Regions from separate parts of the Homo sapiens genome. Here all the other regions are linked to region 2. Evidence: read pairs that join two places in POLR2A ChIA-PET (ENCODE). Cell type or tissue: HepG2. All regions are shown on one strand. Links, peaks and the distances in the headings refer to the core of each region. The heading gives the core; the rest is flanking DNA.

The links. ChIA-PET counts read pairs that join two places held together with the same protein. Peaks named below come from ENCODE experiments on the same cell type or tissue, not always from the same donor. Only the 100,000 strongest peaks of a DNase experiment are listed, where the experiment ranks them.
Region 1: POLR2A ChIA-PET joins it to region 2 with 8 read pairs; 1 of 35 experiments calls an interaction of 5 or more read pairs at or near these places.
Region 3: POLR2A ChIA-PET joins it to region 2 with 10 read pairs; 1 of 35 experiments calls an interaction of 5 or more read pairs at or near these places.

Annotation. Positions count from the first base shown.
Region 1 is chrX:132,601,826-132,607,557 of GRCh38, forward strand. No RefSeq gene overlaps it. Among named protein-coding and RNA genes, the nearest start is that of HS6ST2-AS1, 63 kb to the right of the region's middle. In HepG2, for the core only: no CTCF peak of the experiment used is centred there; DNase peaks (open chromatin) are centred at 1,106 and 2,286.
Region 2 is chrX:132,410,579-132,416,310 of GRCh38, forward strand. The region is part of intron 2 of MBNL3 (muscleblind like splicing regulator 3); the gene reads right to left. The region is part of intron 2 of RAP2C-AS1 (RAP2C antisense RNA 1); the gene reads left to right. Among named protein-coding and RNA genes, the nearest start is that of MBNL3, 76 kb to the right of the region's middle. RefSeq lists an enhancer at 1,226-1,934. In HepG2, for the core only: a CTCF peak has its summit at 3,162 (motif pointing left); DNase peaks (open chromatin) are centred at 1,153, 1,853, 3,133 and 4,033; H3K4me3 peaks cover 2,645 bases.
Region 3 is chrX:132,588,178-132,593,909 of GRCh38, forward strand. No RefSeq gene overlaps it. Among named protein-coding and RNA genes, the nearest start is that of HS6ST2-AS1, 77 kb to the right of the region's middle. In HepG2, for the core only: a CTCF peak has its summit at 4,882; DNase peaks (open chromatin) are centred at 2,474 and 4,884.

The DNA.
Region 1 (5,732 bases), core at 403-5,402, 190 kb after region 2:
GTGCCTGGCACATGGTAGGTACATGATAAACAGTAGTGGTGATGATGATAACAATAAGGAATTTCCTCTTTTTTCTCCCCCACTCCCTTCAGCACTTAGCCCAGTTAAGAATACATAATTTCAAATGCCTAATAAAGACCCACTGAATTGCCCAAAGATCCTCACTCCCTAGAAATGCCTTGAACTCCATCCCAATTCTGAGCTTCAGTATCTTGAACCTCTTGAATGCATGAGCCAGAGCCCTTCAGCAAGAAAGCTGCAGGTTTGACCCCTCTTGCTTGTTTGCCACTGATGTAGAGACCCAGTTGCTGGCCCATTTTGACTTCAGTGTCGACAGGAAATTCCCTGAAGCAAAACCTGTTTAGTAACCATACTGCCGAAATGAAGAAGCTGGGATGGGAGAAAGCAGCAGGAGTAACAGCAGCAAGCACCCTACCCATCAGGGTTTAACTGATCGGTGTCTGTAACTGATAGACACAGCCATTAGTTACATCCACGGTGCTAATACTGAACTAATGAGCACCTGTCATCAGTGTGGGCAGAGTGGCTGAAGAGACACTCGGTAGCTTCCTAATTGACTCAAATGATGGTCTGCGGGTTCCTGGGTGCTAGCTGAGCTGCCACCGGGGTTGGAGGTGGTGCTATTATGCTAATTCTTGTGCATCCCATGGGTCATAAAAGAACAGATACTTCATCTGCCAGAGGAGGAATGACAGCAATTAAGGCCATCACGATGCCATGAAGTATTAACACAACAAATGAGGACTCTCTTTCGGTAGAATCACCCTGGACTTTTGGGGGCGGAAAAAGCCCTGCCTAAATCATTTCTCTTTACTTTTTGTGCTTATAGCCCATGATTGCTCCATTAGATCATTCATGAGCATGGTGTCCCAAATGGAAAGAGTGAGATGCACGGGCTTTCCTGTAATCCCAGCTCCTCTGCCAGCTGGCTTTTCAGGATTAGAGCACACCTGCTGTCTTCTCAGCTGCAAACTTCCCTGCACGATAATTTGGACACAACCCCTTACCCAAGTCCACCCCATCCAGCACCACTTCCCATCCTGGAGTGAGAGTCAGGGCTGGTGAAGGCCAAAGTCACTGCCTAGCAAGCAGGTTGAGTAAATAAAGCCTGAGGTCCTCACATAGACATATCACTGGCAGGAAAAGCTGCCGTGAGTCTGTTCCTGGTGTGATTATTCTAGTAATTCAGAGGAAAAGTTGTGAATTAAATTAACTCGTTTTTGTTTTTGTTTTTGTTTTTTGACAGAGTCTTGCTCTGTCGCCAGGCTGGAGTGCAGTGGCACGATCTCGGCTCACTGCAACCTCTGCCTCCCGGGTTTAAGCGATTCTCCTGCCTCAGCTTCCCGAGTAGCTGGGACTATAGGTGCACGCCACCATGCCTAGCTAATTTTTTGTATTTTTAGTAGAAGTGGGGTTTCACCATGTTGGCCAGGATGGTCCCGATCTCCTGACCTCGTGATGTGCCCAGATCGGCCTCCCAAAGTGCTGGGATTACAGACGTGAGTCACTGTGCCCAGCTGACTTGACTTTAAATGTTGCTATTAATTAGTTATGTGACCTTCAACAAATACCTAACTTCCCTGGGGTGAAAAAATAGGACCTACTTCATAGAGTAGTTATGAGAATGAAATAAAATAATCTATACCTGGTGTTTGGCACAAATTGTGTGTTCAATAAATGTTAGCTCTTATTATAATTATTGGCAGGGACTGTGGTGATATTTGAGAGTAATGACTTTGACCAAAGAGCTGGAAAGACTGATGCTATCTAACATCAGGGTCAGCATGTAGCTGTTCAATCAGGCTGGCCTTCAGGTAAAATTGGCTAATTTCATAGACTATAGTGAGCTAGGACATCTGCAATTTGAAAATGAAAAATATTTCCTATGAAGCCTATGAAGCCTTAGTTGTCGGTATCCAAAAGGTACATTTGGTTCCTGCCAGCCCCTGGGGTTCAGCTGGACCAAATGGCTTCAAAAAGGTATAGATGGCAGTTCAGGGTCATTATGGACTAGCTTCCTGGTCTGATGGCTAAATAGTAACCTGCAATGCGACATGTACAGTAGGCCTCTGACCCCAGCCCCAATTTACTCCCTTGTTAATCAGTGCGTTAGTTTGGGACCTGCAAGAAGTAGATACAGAGACCGGATTAAGTGTTCAATGATTTCACTGGGGGAAACGTGTGAGAGAAAATGGGACTAGAGCCAGAGAGGCCCAGAGTGGCCTCAGACTGCAATGTAAGTCTGACCTTGAAAAATCAAACAGAGAGAGATCAAACAGCAGAGTACGGCAGCTGGAGCCCTTGGTCAAGGATGTTCTCTGTAGTTGGAACAGCAATGCACATTACCATGGTGGCCACAATGAATGACATGGAAGAAATATCTAAAAGACAAAATGATCAAGTTTGCAGATGACACTGGGATGCAATGCTTAGAATCTGGTCTTGCAAGGTTTTGAATGTGTTCTTTTTCAAAGCTGAACATATACAAGAGCTCCTTATATGATCCCATTAGCTTCTTGGGATGCCTCCCCCTATTCTTTCATTGCAGTTGTATAATCAGAATTATATTTTGACAGGTATGAGAAATTATGCTGCGGAGAAATACTTGACAGCAGGTATTAAAAGGTATTCAAGTTATATTTTGAATTTAAAGAAAACAGGTTAAAAACTGTCTTTACAGCATGATTTTCATTTTCTTAAAAATTACACATGCATAGGAAAAAATAAAGAAACAGATAAACATAAAAATATCAAAAGTGGCTATATTTAATGTCTTTTAAGCTTCTTTTTGTGTCTCTGCGGTTTCTATTTTTCCAGTGTATTACTTCTGAGATATTCCCAATGCTGTGGAGTGATCTTCCCTTTCAAAATCCCCTGTACTTGTATAAGTGGACCTTCCAAGGGCTGGGTATGCCTCTCACTGGCTCAGCCTTTCTGAGAAAGGATGAAATGAAAAAGTGGTTTATCTCAAGTCTTGTCACCATTTCAACTACCTTTTTAGCTTTTTGCCTCTTGACTTGCTTCTGACCACTGAGAATTGCTAACTCCCTGCCTAGGTCACCATGTCCCCCTGCTGTCCAGACACTCAGCTTTACTTAACTTGAAGCTGCTATGGGATTAGTCCCCTTTGGACCTATTAGTAGTAATAATATCATTCATACATTTCCCTCACTCCTCTGTTTCCTAGAAACAATAATAATGTCTAACATTTAATTGAGTGCTCACCACATGCCAGACACTGTGCTAAATACTTTAAATGTATTGACTCATTAAATTCTCTCTATAACTCTGTAATGTTGGTACTATTATTATCCATATTTTACAGATAAGGAAACTGAGACAATGGGGAGTGAATTAAGTGGGCCAAACTCACTCAGCCAGTGAGTGGCAGGGCCAGGATGCTTGCCTACCTTTGCCTGGGGGATTTTTTTTTTACTTGCACTCACAAATAAGATTTATCACAGCTAAAGGATACAATGCAAAACCTGCAAAGGGAAAAGGCATGAGAAGGGAGGTCTTAGAGGAAGCCATGTACAAGCTTCCAAGAGTCCTCTCCCTGTGGAGACACATAGGACGTGCTTCATTTTCAGCATTAAATTTAGAAAACATACATGAAATGTTGTTTACCTGCCTGGAGGATTGATTGCCTGTTGTTTCTTGATCCTGCCTCAGAATGGTCCTATCAACTGCCACTGGCCCACATCCAAGTGTGAAAGATCTATATGCAACATTTCTTCAGGCAAGGTACCCCAAGAAGCATCCAGCTGTGACTTTGAGAAAGTTATCTACATCCTCTGAGTCTCAGTTTTCCCATCTGTAGACAGGATTAATATTCCTTTGCAGAGTTCTGAAGATGATTGAATGGAAAAAGGTATGAGAGACAACTGATGCCAATTCCCAACACAGGACAGTACTCATTGAGGAGAAAGCTGAAGAAGACATGGAAATAGTCACCTTTAGTTAATGGAAGAGGGGACTCACCTATGAGCACTTTGAAACATTCATTTTCAGAATTCAAAAAAGCACGAGACTGTTCAGAATGGATTTTCAGAGTAGCAGCTTTCAAGGTTTGGGCATTTGAAATTTTAAACAGTGGATTCTGGATATTAGCCCTTGTCATTCTCAGCAAACTAACACAGGAACAGAAAACCAAACACTGCAGGTTCTCACTCATAAGTGGGAGTTGAACAGTGAGAACACATGGACACAGGGAGAGGAATGTCACACACCAGGGCCTGTTGGGGGGCGGGGGACTAGGGGAGGGATAGCATGAGGGGAAATACCTAATGTAGGTGACGGGTTGATGGGTGCAGCAAACCAACATGGCATGTGTATACCTACGTAACAAACCAGCACATTCTGCACATGTATCCCAAAACTTAAAGTATAATTTAAAAAAAAAGAAATTTTAAACAGTGAAGGAACCACATGACTAACGCCTTGTTGGGAAATGTACTGTCATTCAGGTCAATGCAGAGTGCGATGGAAGCATGAAGAAGCTTCCATAAATGAGGAGACCAGAGAAAGGGCCTAAGAAAATTCCCTGGAGGATGTTCACATTGAATTGTGAAGGGTGAGGAGAGCTGATCAAGAAAGGGGGTTAAGGCATTCCAGATACAGGAAACCACATGCACAAAGGCCCAGAGACAAAAATGGCATCGTCATTGTCATTGTCATCATCATCATTCTTCCTATCTTTTGAGTACCTTCTATGTGCTAGACACTATAGTAGGTGCTTTCTATGTTATTTGAAATCCCCACATAACGTTATAAAGTAAGCATCCTTCTACACATCTTACAGATAAGGATACTGCGATCTTAAGAGGTTCAGGTGATCCATGTAAGTAGTAAAGCTGGAACTGGAGAGCCCAGGCATGCAGACTCCAAATCCCAAACTCATTCTGCTGTATGGAGACCCTCCTTTGGAACATGAAAAGCCATGATGAATTTGCGGAACTGTAGAATACCCAGTGCAGCTGAGATGTATCCAAGGAGTTAAGGGAAACTAGGCTAGAAGAATAAGCAGGGTTTAAGTCCCACAAGGCTTTGAAGGACATGCTCAGGCATTTCGACTGTATCCTGAGGGACTGGGAATTTTGGAAGCAAAACAGCAAAATGGTGGTGGAGTTACATGATCAGTTTTGTGTCTTTGGTAGCAGTATGCGAATTGAATTAGAAGATCAAGATTGAATGTAAGAAGACCAGCAGCTCAGTGCTTAAGCCCAAGAACAAGAGGCATCAATTATTCAAGTATCTGCTACTTTGTTAAGTGGATTTATCAGAAAAGTGTCAGAGGTCTCAGTCACTTGTTTCCAGAATCTTCACAAAGGCTTTGCTGCTTCCATTATCCTTCTTCCTACCTCCCTGCTTCTATTCCTCAGTATGATTACAGACTCCTAAAACAGGGTGCTGTCTAGGAGGGAAATCACGCAACAGTGGAAAGCTATTACTCACTCTTTTTGGAAGCCTGTTCCCTCAATACTGTGGCAATAAAGAAAATTCTGAGTTTAACGATGGTGGGGATAGAATAGAGGAGTGGTGGAAGCAAGCAGTAATTCTGCCAGTAACACCAATGAAGCCATGTGGTCTTTTCAACCACGGTACAAGGAACACCTCTCAGCTCTGGATATATTACTCAGATTCTTGCATGAATCAAATAGTGAAAATTCAGGCACACTTTCAGACACCTATGGAAATCTTGGCCATGCTTA
Region 2 (5,732 bases), core at 529-5,528:
AACAGTTAAAAGTTAAATGTTAAATCAAGGCACCCAAGAGATGATTTGTTCTATGAAGAAAAATGTTGTTATTCCATTTTAATCATAATGGATTAAATGAAATAATTCTGATGATAGTGCCCCACTGTAACATACTTACATGCACAGACATGGCTTCTCAGAGGAAGTAACAGTGATTTCAGAATTACAAATCATATGTACCAGTTTGGCTAGTTCCTGCAAGCATCACAGATTTATTAAAGCTAGGAAAAACCTGAGTCAAGATCAACATACAACGAGTTATTAGCCAGATATCGGCATTCTACTGGCAAATTTCCCACTTTCTTCCTCTTAGAATTCTGTCTTTACAAAAATGGATAATCTGCATCATTTTCTCCTCCAAATATTGTATCATCTATAAATATTGATATAGATGCACAAAGAGCAGCCTTAAAATTCTGCATACAACTTTTAAGTTAAATGTGAGATGCAGGCAAGAAATTTAGAGGGAAAAGTCTTTAATAAACCATTTCTTAAATATAATGAAGGCAAAATTAATGAGGCTGAACGTTGACCCCCATGGAGAGGGCCAGCCAAGTACCCCCCACCATTGCAGCCAGCACTGTACCCACCTTCTTCATGCTGTCCCAACTCTGTTTTCTTGACACATCCCATACACACATACACAGGGCAATGACTTTGGCGCAAACCAGATAACAAGTTTGAATAGGCGAGAAGCTGGGGTGAGAGCAGAAGAATTTTCTTGCCTATCTGTCTCCAGAGAACTTTTACATTTTGATCTCCCAATGACAAAGGGAGTACTGGGCTCAACAATCACACTTTTGTTCTGAAATAGCCCACTAAGATAACTTGATTCCCAGGATGGAAACAGTTTAGGGCTGAATCGGATTGTAGGGAACATCTTGTGCACCTTTATCTTACAGAGAATGTGAAGGCCAAAGGGGTGGGGTGACTTGTCCTAATTCATAAGCAGCTCAGTAAGCACACAAGCCAAGTTTCCAGACTTTCACTACCCAATATGGATTCTCAGTTCAAATCACTTTTCCTCTGTAAAGATTTTCCTGGAACCGTCTCCCCATTCCTGTCCCCATTTATCTCTCCCTCCTTTGTGCTTCCAACTGCACCTTGTACTCAGTTTTATCGTAGCTCTTATCGCTGTGTACATCGATAAATTGTTTGCATGCTTGTCTCCTCTATTAGACTTTGAGCCTGTATAACGGCAGAACTACATCTTCCTCCACTTTCAATCTCCAGGGATGTGTGTGTGCCTGATGAATAGCCGCCCTGCCATACACGTTTGTTGAAGTTTGTGAGAATAATTTTATAGGGCATAACACTAAGTCTACCTTAGAAACCTAAGTGCTTCTCTTGCTATTTTCTTTCATAAGTTCTTTCTTCTCCCTCCAAGAAGAGAACAATAGTCAACACATGACTGAGGCTGCCCCTGGTTGTCTGTTCCAAATGAACCGTTATTCTATTCAGGTCCAGAAAATAGCTAGTTCCTAACTTTTTTTTTTCCTATGAATATAGACCCTGAGGAATATGTGACCATTACGGCTGAAACATCCTGGTAATTTAGTATAACTTAACCAGAAGTGACATGAATCCATGAGACCCAGAGACAGAAACTCTGGTCTGATTCCAAGGGGTCTCTGGCCACAAAGGCCCTCAGGATATAGGGCCCCACCGGACGAATAAAGGAGCCAGCAGCAGATCCATATCTAATCAGCACCTGGGCCTGCCCAGGAGGGCCCTGCATTTCCAGGGTCAGTTTAGAAAAAAACTGCGTTCTCCAACTGCCCCACCCCCCATCCTGAATTTCTCTGAACAAGCCGCAAGTCAAATTCCCTGAAGCTACTAAGACAAAGGTGGCTTTAGGAAAATCACAGCAGGTGGGGCCTTCTTGTGGCTCTCTAATGCATATGCCTTCTTACAAGAAAAATGTTTGCGGCTTTCCTTCATGACCCACGCTTAGCTTTGTTTACGTTAAACATTTATTTTCAAATGATCATGAGCTTGATCTTTTTCTTAGAAATTTTTTGAACAGCAAATAACACTAAAAATCCCAGAAGTTGTTCACAGTGAAAGCAAGCCTGCCTCACTAATAACCCAAATCTACTTCCTGCCCTATTCCACCCCACTTACACACTTTTTACCTCGGTTCTCATCGAATACCGTACATCACTGTAGAAAAATATTAACTGAATGACTGGTCAATTATAAGCTCTTCAAAAATGCATCATCTATTTACAAACCAGCCAACCAGAATAAAATTAAAACCCAAACACAACGAAGCACATTGGTACCAAGTTATCAAAAGTCAGAAGGCATTCCTCATGCAAAGTATTACTAGACGCTGTCTTTAGAGCAGCTGATAGCTGCCAACATAAAATGTCATCAAGAATGGAAAAAAAGGGAGAGAAAAAGTAATGGTACTGAATTTGTTACTCTAAGAAATAAAACACACAGAAAATCATATAACTTCAAAAAGCTCCTTCTACATGGACTTCATTAAGAAAGAACATAAGGAGGTGTTTCTCTCTGACCCATTAGTCAAATCTCCTGCTCCTAGGCTTCTTTACCTCCTTTTTCTGGACACCCCATCCACTCACTTGCCACAACGATTTAGAAGCCAGGACAAAGAGGGTACCAGCTGCTTGCCCCCTTTATTCCCCAGCTAGGGCTTCTGCTTAGGATCCTCTCTAGAGATGCCAGGTTTATCAAATAAATATGCAGGACTCCCAGGTAAATTTGAATTTCAGATAAACAGTGAAAAAAAATTTTTTAGTATAAGTATGCCCCATACAATATGTTATCTGGCAGCCCTCTCCCGCTCTGTTCTTCTGCCTTGATAAGTTGAGCTCAATAAAGGCAAATCCTTGAAAACCCATTTTACCTCTTTACCTTAAGATTCTTAGAAGCCCTCTCCATGGAATCAGCCCAGGCTCTCCCAGGCCTTCATTTGCCCAGAGTAAAGTAGAAGACACTCTCAGCCCCAGCTTACCTGATCAGCTGCAAGGAAATTTAAGGAAGTTGACTGTTGGAGACAGCAATTTTTGATCCATAGCTCCTCCCACCAAAAGCTTCACACGGCTCGCTACCCTGGCAGCCACTCCACCTTCCCACCCACCGGTGGCGCAACAGTATATTTAAATACCCTCGATGTCTGCTGGAGCTCCCCCTTTAGGCTAGGATGAAGAGGGGGATGGTGTGTGACCAATACCTGCCTAAACCCGTAACTCCGAATTTACAGAACAGATTTTTGAGTATATGAGGTGTTACATAAAGATGAGGCTTTTAAGTTTTTTAAGGTTTTTATTTATGTGTGCAGAGGTGAGGGGTGGTTAATCTTTTCTTTTTTTCCTTCAGCCCTGTCTTTGGAATACTCAAATTCGAGTAAAAGTCAATCATTAAAGTGCAGGGAAATAACTACTTAGCACATGTTTCTATATGCACACATAAGCGCTATAAAGGTACAGATTCACAGCATGCAGATGAATAGCCATTATTTGCATAGATATCTTTTTCAGTCAATCCCTGATTACTCACATTAAAAGAGAGCACAAAGTAGAGAGGTATGGCTAATTCTAATGAACCAAATAATATATTCGAGAAAAATGGCAATCCACAATAGCCTCACATTACAATTGTGAACATTTAAGCAATTGCTAGACACAGTCCTAAATTTATTTTTTCATTAAGAATGCAGACTCTTTCATTGGAATGATCAAAGATTAAGAATTAGTAAGGTCAGAAATAGTAAAATTGTACTGCTCTGGGGAAGTTTATATGTTTATGGGCATATCATAGAAAGATCAAATAGTAAAGCTGGAAAGGCTCTTAGAGATCATTTAGTCCAGCATTTGCCAGAGTGTGTACCACAGACAACTAATCCCAAGAGAGGAACCTCAAAAGCTGGGTTCACTGGTCAATCGGGTATAAGAAATGTCACTTTATATTCCTCTCTTGTAGGCTGACAATACACAAGAGTATGATAAAGGCTCTCACATGTCCTAAAGTAAAGAAACCTGGTTACCTTTGTTAACCCAGCATTTCCCAACATTGTTTAACTCACAAACCATCCCCCCTTTTTTCATCATATTCCCGTTAACATCTCTCTTTAGTACACCCTTAGGAAAATACTGATCTAATCCAACTTCCTCATTCTATAGGTAAAGAAACTAAAGCTTCAACCAAGTTGTATGGTGTTTTACAGGTCAAGTTTTCCTTAGTATTTTCATTTTGATTTCTCTTAAATAGAAAAATAGAGTGAACTCCCCAAAAATGGCTCTTCTGTTGAAATGCCATTTTTGCCCATCCCTGATCTCCCAAAAGCTAACAAGATGGATATTTTCCTATGATTGCAAAGTAACATCCCACAATCACCTTCCCAACACCCCTTTTCAAAGCTGTAAGTTTCGTCAGATCTTTCCAAATGGTTGCCGTGGCTTTCTTCTTTCATTTGAAGGCTTTAGTCAAGGAACTTCTGAAATAAGAACGTCAAGCCTTCTCTGCCTAACTGGCTTTCCTACATTGTGACTTCTGCCCCTTGAAACCATGCTAATTATTTTAGGCTTTCCATGACTTAAGGGTCTCAAGTGAGTTTTCGCTGTACTGAAACCTGGGAAGTCAGAAGGTATTGGGCAATCTCCTCAATTCCAAATGGTTTTAGTTTTGCACTAACCTTAAACCTTGGGGTTTCCACTTGGTAAAATTAAATTTCCTGTCTCTAAGTAAAATGAAAAGTTTCAAAGAAGAATTTAATTTGCAAAAATATCTTACAAATGTATATGAAGAGTATAAGGTGAGAAAGGCACTGATTATTGTTCAGATTTAAACAATTTATCTTTGCAGGGCTCAGTGTGCTGCTCAGAATAAATTAAATAATTATGTCTTTATAACCAGCCACATATCTCTCCACTCAAACTTTATATAAAGGGTAGATATGGCTATTGATTTACCTCTGCATTTTGAAATTAGCGGTACAAAGATGAAAATCAGTTCCTCTTTTGTTAAACATGAATCTTCTTTCAGATAAAGAAATGTAAAACATTGTACCAAAATGATTGTTTACAGGGTGAATTAATCAGTGTGAAATTATGTTTCAATCCCCCAATGAGGTCAAATGTCTCCACTTCAGAATAAGCATTTTCCTCACACTCCTACCCTACTACCAACCTAACACCAAAAATGGAATTTCCATGCAGAAAGTTTTTACTTGGTGACATGGACTGCCATTAAAATACTTTTGAGGCATGGACTAAGTTTATATTTTGTTAGGGAAAATATACATTTCATCACCAAAAGTTCTATTGAAACCTTTGTGCTAACTTGTTATTAAAATTGTAGGAAAGTAGGCAACTGTTGGTAAGAATGTAAATTAGCACAGCCACTATATATATAAAAAAAAAACAGTATGGAGGTTCTCCAAAAAACTAAAAATAGAACTATGATATGATCCAGCAATCCCACTGCTGGGTATCTATCCTAAAGGAAAACAGTATTTCAAAGAGATGCACCCCTGTGTTTATTACAGCATTATTCACAATGGCCGAGATATGGAATCAATTTAAGTTTCCATCAATGGAAGAATGGATAAAGAACATGTGGTACATATACACAATTGAATATTATTCAACCATAAAGAAGAACAAAATTCTGTCATTTGCAACAGCATGATTGGAAGTGGAGAACATTATGTTAAGTGAAATACGCCAGGCACAGAAAGATCA
Region 3 (5,732 bases), core at 403-5,402, 180 kb after region 2:
TATAAGGAAGTAGTTCTTTGGAGTGTGGGAGACCAAAGTCCTTATTTCAATGAAACAGCAGAGTCAATAGGAGGATTCTAGAGAGATTCATGCTGCTTCTACTTTTGTGATTGGATCTCTCTCCCACTAGAATGTGGGCTCCTGTCAAGTCCATTTGTTTGGTTCATTGCTGACTTCCTCAGTATATAGTGCATAGTAAGTGCTCTGTAGATTCTTCTGACCTGTAATGCATCAGCACCAAAGAAGTTTGAGAAGGGCTAGGAGTCAGGAAATTTGTGCTGTGAGTGCCCTTGAGTAGTTCCTTTGTGACTCAAGGAAGGTGGAGGAGTGAGCCCAGTGATGGCCCCATATCAGTGGTTTCCAACCCTGTGTGCATACCTAAAATCACCTGAAAAGCTTTTAAAATGCAGATGCCAGGGCCTTACCCGCCCCTCAACACACACACTGGAAATCTGATTTAATTGCTCTGGAGTGGGGCTGGCCATAGGTGTATGTGTGTGTGTGTGTGTGTGTGTGTGTTTTAACTAAACCTCCAGTTGATTCTAGTGTATGGCCAAGGTTAAGAGCCACTGCACGATAGGCATATTTGAGGAATTCAATCCACTGATGATTGTGGGTCCTACATGTTGGTATACCAGAGAGTTATTTTTTTGTTTAAAATATGGTTTCTTTGGGCCCACGCCAAGAGATCCTGAATTGGTAGTTTGGCAATATGCATGAGCCAAGAATCTGCATTTGTAATAAGCACATGATTCTAATGCAATTGGTCTGAAGACCACACTATCAAAAACAATACCATAGAGCCACTGCCCTTGCCATAAGAAAGCATTTGGGTAAATTTTGAGACAAGAAATCAGGTAAATGGCTTGGAAGTCTGTTCTTATAATGAAGTGGAACTGTTTCCTTCCTTAAGCCATTAAACACAGGAGGAGGATTGATTTCTCTAATAAGTAGTTCAAAGGTACCAAATTTTCACTGCCTGGGCATTGCTTATCTCAAAACTAATTTGAAATGCAGGCTGGAAACAGCCACTTGTTCCTTCTGCAGTGCCATTGGTCCCATTAAGCCAATCATCTCACTCATTTTTGATCCAGTGGACATTACAGTAAACACGTTTTTTTCCTTCCCACCCAGTAGCCTTGCATGAAGTGCAAGAGAACGGTATTCTCATTTTGAAAGATGGAGAGATTGAAGCAGAAACCGACCCCAACGCAGTGTCTAGATTAGATTGGGAAAAATCAAAACCCTGATTTGATCTGTGTAAAAAGCACTTTAACATCCCTGACCTAATTTCATCCTTACTAATCCCTTTATGAGGCAAGGCAGGGGCAGGTGTCATTTTCTTCAGAGCTGACCTTATCCATGGGAAAAGCAGGCAAGCAACTATTGATGGGACCTGAAGGGTGCCTGAAAACCCCACTGCCAATAGGCCTCCCCCATCTTTGATGGCTCAGGTTCCATCTTGAGCAGTGATTCCTTAGGGCTAAGTTTTGTCTTCCCTATGGGTCTTTCAACATGCAGATACTCTAGTAATGGGTTGCATGACATTGGATATATTTAGCAGGTTACTTCTTCTTTGCTAGGGGAGAGAAGAAGGAGGGGGAAAGCACTGAGAAACAAGGAAAAGGGGATCATTACTCAAAATGTCAAGAACCCGAAAAGAGGTAATTATGGGAGGAGGATGTTTTCAATCAGATTCACCTATTTTCCATGTTGCCTGGAGCAGGCCCTGGTCCCCAAGAGATAAGTGAAGTTGTTAAGGGACTTTGCCATGTTTCTTAGAGATGTATTCAGGAATATGTTCCTCATTAATCACAAAAATATCAACACTGAAGGGAAATAAATTGTCTTAGAATTAAGATATCATCTACCTAAATGACCTTCTCTTTTAAATGTTGACAATTGAAGAAGAATCTAGTATTTCAGTACTAAATCAGTCTGGGTGATATTGAATTACACTCTTAACATAGGGAAGAAGTCCTCTTATTTTCCTCTTTGGTAGAGGAAAACCTTTCTCTCTAACTTCTCCCCACCCTGGGTTAATTTGAAGATTCAGTCCATCTTTGCTTTACAGACTCTTTTCTCTTTATCTCTGTGGCTTGTATTAATACATTCTTTGAAATGAAGAGAAGGTGGTTAGGATCTAACTTTAAAGGTGGTAGATAGAAGTTGGATAGGACCCAACAGAAAAATCTAGACTTATAATCCAGAGCTCAGGCAGGCTCCAGAATGTGGAAAAATCGAAATATGGTTACCTCACTGTGGAATCTACTTTATAGGGGATGTTGACATGGAGATATGAGTCCACATGGCTAGTTCAAAGCAAACTACTAGGCAATGTGTGCTCTTCACAGAGTTCAATGTAGAGCCCAGGGCCCAAAAGTTACATGCAGGGTAACTGGGTGGTCAGGGTCAGACAAGAACTGTCCTTATAGATGAAAGGATGTCACAGGCAGGAAAATGCCTTGCTGCGACCAACAGAGATAAGATTCAAAGCCAAAGATAAGTGGGTAAACAGTCATGTTAGCTGTCTATAGATATTAGTGGCTGGCACCTTGAACCTGAGACACAAATGACAAAAACACAGTGCTTGTGGAGTTGGGTCATAAGGGAACAGCAGGAAGCCACTGACTCAAGACTGATCCACAGGACCACTGAAGACCTGGGTTCTTGGTCCCAGCTGTGCCATGAGCTTATAGTGCAGATGCCAGGAAATTCACTCATTTATAAAATAAAGAGGCTAAGATACATCAGTTGTTTTAACCATGATATGGAACTGGTGTACTGCAATGATCTCTTATCATTTGTCACTCACAGTAAGGAAGTGTTCATGACCTTGGCCACACTCAGGGAAATGTGTCCTGCACAGAATTATCATCTAATGTGTGATTGTCAAGGGAAAAGTTTGATAATTACTAATCTAAAGCACTGTTTCTCCAATTTTAATGTGTGTACAAATCATCTGGGAATTTTGTTAAAAGGAAGATCCAGATTCCGTAGATCTGATAAGGAGCCTGAGGCTCTGCATTTCCAATGAGTTCCAGGTGATGTCGGTGCTGCTGGTCTATGGACCACGCTACGAGCATCAAGGTTCTTACAGGGTGTCTTATCAGCTCTGAAATTCTATGATCCCATGTGTAACTTCTCACTCTCTTCCAATCAGCCCCTCTCCCCACTCTAGGTCAAGATTGGCCCCAGATATGGGGCCTGTAGGAAAATCAGAGTCTCCTGATGAGGCCAAGTAGGAAAATCAGAAACTAAGAAGACTGTTGCCCCATTCTGAACCCATATGCTAACTTCAGTTGCTTGTGTACTGTATGCCAGTAGTCCTGATCTGGGATCTATTATGCTACCAGCTCTTGGCTTTAGTAGAACTCTTTGCCACATCAAATTATGGGCAGGATTGGCAGCAAGATCCTCTCTAGGATTCCATGGCATCTTAGAGTGGGGTAATCCATTTTCATTGGTGAGGTAGGCCCATGAAGACAGAGAAAGAGACACTACTGGGAGGAAGATGTGGTTAATCCATGTGAGACAATTTCCCAAGACTTCTAGAATTAAAATATCCATCTCACTTTTACCTTTTTGCTTTCATGAATAACTACCTTCCACTTTAGATGGTGAATGCTCCTTGTTCATCACTATATACCTACGGCCTAGCACAGTATCTAGCGCAGAGCAGAGTTCAGTAAACATTTGTTGAATGAATGAATGAATGAATGAATGAATGAATGAATCAGTCAAGCAACTGGAGCTGCAGTTTGCTTAAAGGAGACTTCTTGGGGAATTCAGCCAGAGGAGCAACAGAAGTAGCAGGAGCCAGAGAGCGAGGAAGCATGCACTCATCCAGTCATAATTATCTAAAGTGCCCCTGCCCTTGCATTCCCCTTTGTTGTTCAGTAATACACAACAGGATGCACCTGCCCAGATATGGAAACTCTAGCAGGGTAGATAGGAAAGCTGATACAAAGCCCCTGTTAATTAAAAAGCATTTGCAACTGGAATTGTCTTCTGGCTAACACAAAGTGCCCTGCCTCCTGATGCATTTAATGTCTACATGCTTTGAGAATATACAATGAACAGTCTCAGGATTATCTCCTAATCCTGACCCCAGCAAAGGAAAAAAGATCTATCGAAAGTCACCCACTTTGTTATTTATGATGTCAAAGCCAAAAATTAAATTGATGAACAGCCAGATGGCCAAGGAAATAAAGTATGTTTTTCTATGGGTTTGTGAATGACAATGAAGTTTAAGGGTTTTTTTTTTGTTGTTGTTTGATTTTGTTTTGCTCTAATTTTATCTGATTTTTTTTCTCCTACTTTTGTCTGAATTTCTAGCCAAATAATAGCACCAATGTTTATGCTAGGACTTTTGGAATGATCTACTCAACCAATTTACATTAAGCTTTGCAAAGTTTAAGGGAATTTCCAATTCAAAAAGAGGATATTAATTAAATCAATGGGATGATTGAAGAGAAGGTGAGTGAGGAAAAAGTGGCAGTGGGGAGAGAGTTCTCACCCCTCTTACCTAGAAGTCATCTAGGTAGGCCACCTTACCTATCTGCTATGCTTGTTAACTAGGACCTCTCTGGCCCCACTAAGCAGATTTACCACCAGGAGATTAAATACAATGTGCCACGGCCAATCCAAATCCATTCATTCTGCAGTTGCATTTTCAAATTAGCCTAGGAAAATCTCCCCTGCTGAAATATTGGGACAGATAAGAATTGGTCTGTTTGGCTTGAAGAAGGACTGTTTAGTTGCCTCCTCATCACTCTAAATGACCTGGCCCTCAAATTGGGCAGACTGGGGTGCAAAAAGACCAGAGAAGCCAGCGAGTATTTTGTGAGCTTTCAATTGAGAGATCAGTTGTGCTCCCCTGTGACCAAAGACTGAACTGCACCACAGAAGGGCAGACCCAGAGCAGAGGTTCTTCTTGCTGTAGCCTCACCATAATTACTGTGTGGCTGCTTTGTTTTCCAGGGCAAAGGGGAAAGGCAAGGATATTTAGAAGAGATTTAGGGGAAAACGAAATTCTGCTTCCAGTATTCCTAATTTTCCCTTTGAAAATTAGCAACTCTTTAGTAAAACCCTTGCTAGGGCTCCATTAAGGTTTATGTTGACAAAGAGTAGCTACTAATGGCCTTTAATGATGAGTAGGTGGATTGCTCAGAATATTACTTATTTAATGAAAAGTAATGGCTGTCTCACTGAAGCGAGGAGAGTAATGCTAAGTGGCCTCTTCACATGTATGTTCCTTTTAGCACTAGCCTTTGTCAGGGGATACACACTCGAGAGATTCTAAACAAAAAGGGCTCATCCCCACCTGGTAACAACCACAACAAAACACACCCAGAATTTGCTTTCAGTCCATTTTCCAAATGCTCCATGGTGCTTCCAACTAATTCTCAACCTCTTTGTGGTTCTAAAGATTGGAGACCACTGATCCAATGGAAACGGACCAGAGAGTAAGAAAGTCTAATTTTTTCCCCTCTGAGCCAAATCTCCACTAAGTAGCAAGATGATGTCAACGATGACATTTGTATCTTCATTTGGAAAATGAGAGGCTTGGGCTTGAGGGCCTTAAGGGCCAGTCCTTGCACCTCTGGTTTTCAGTGCTCCCGAGTTTCTGTTCAGTGTGAAAATGGAAACGTGATATTATTGAAGCACACACTTGAAACATAATATTGGTTGGTTGATGAAAAGAAAAAACACTTTTCTGGCTTGCTGGC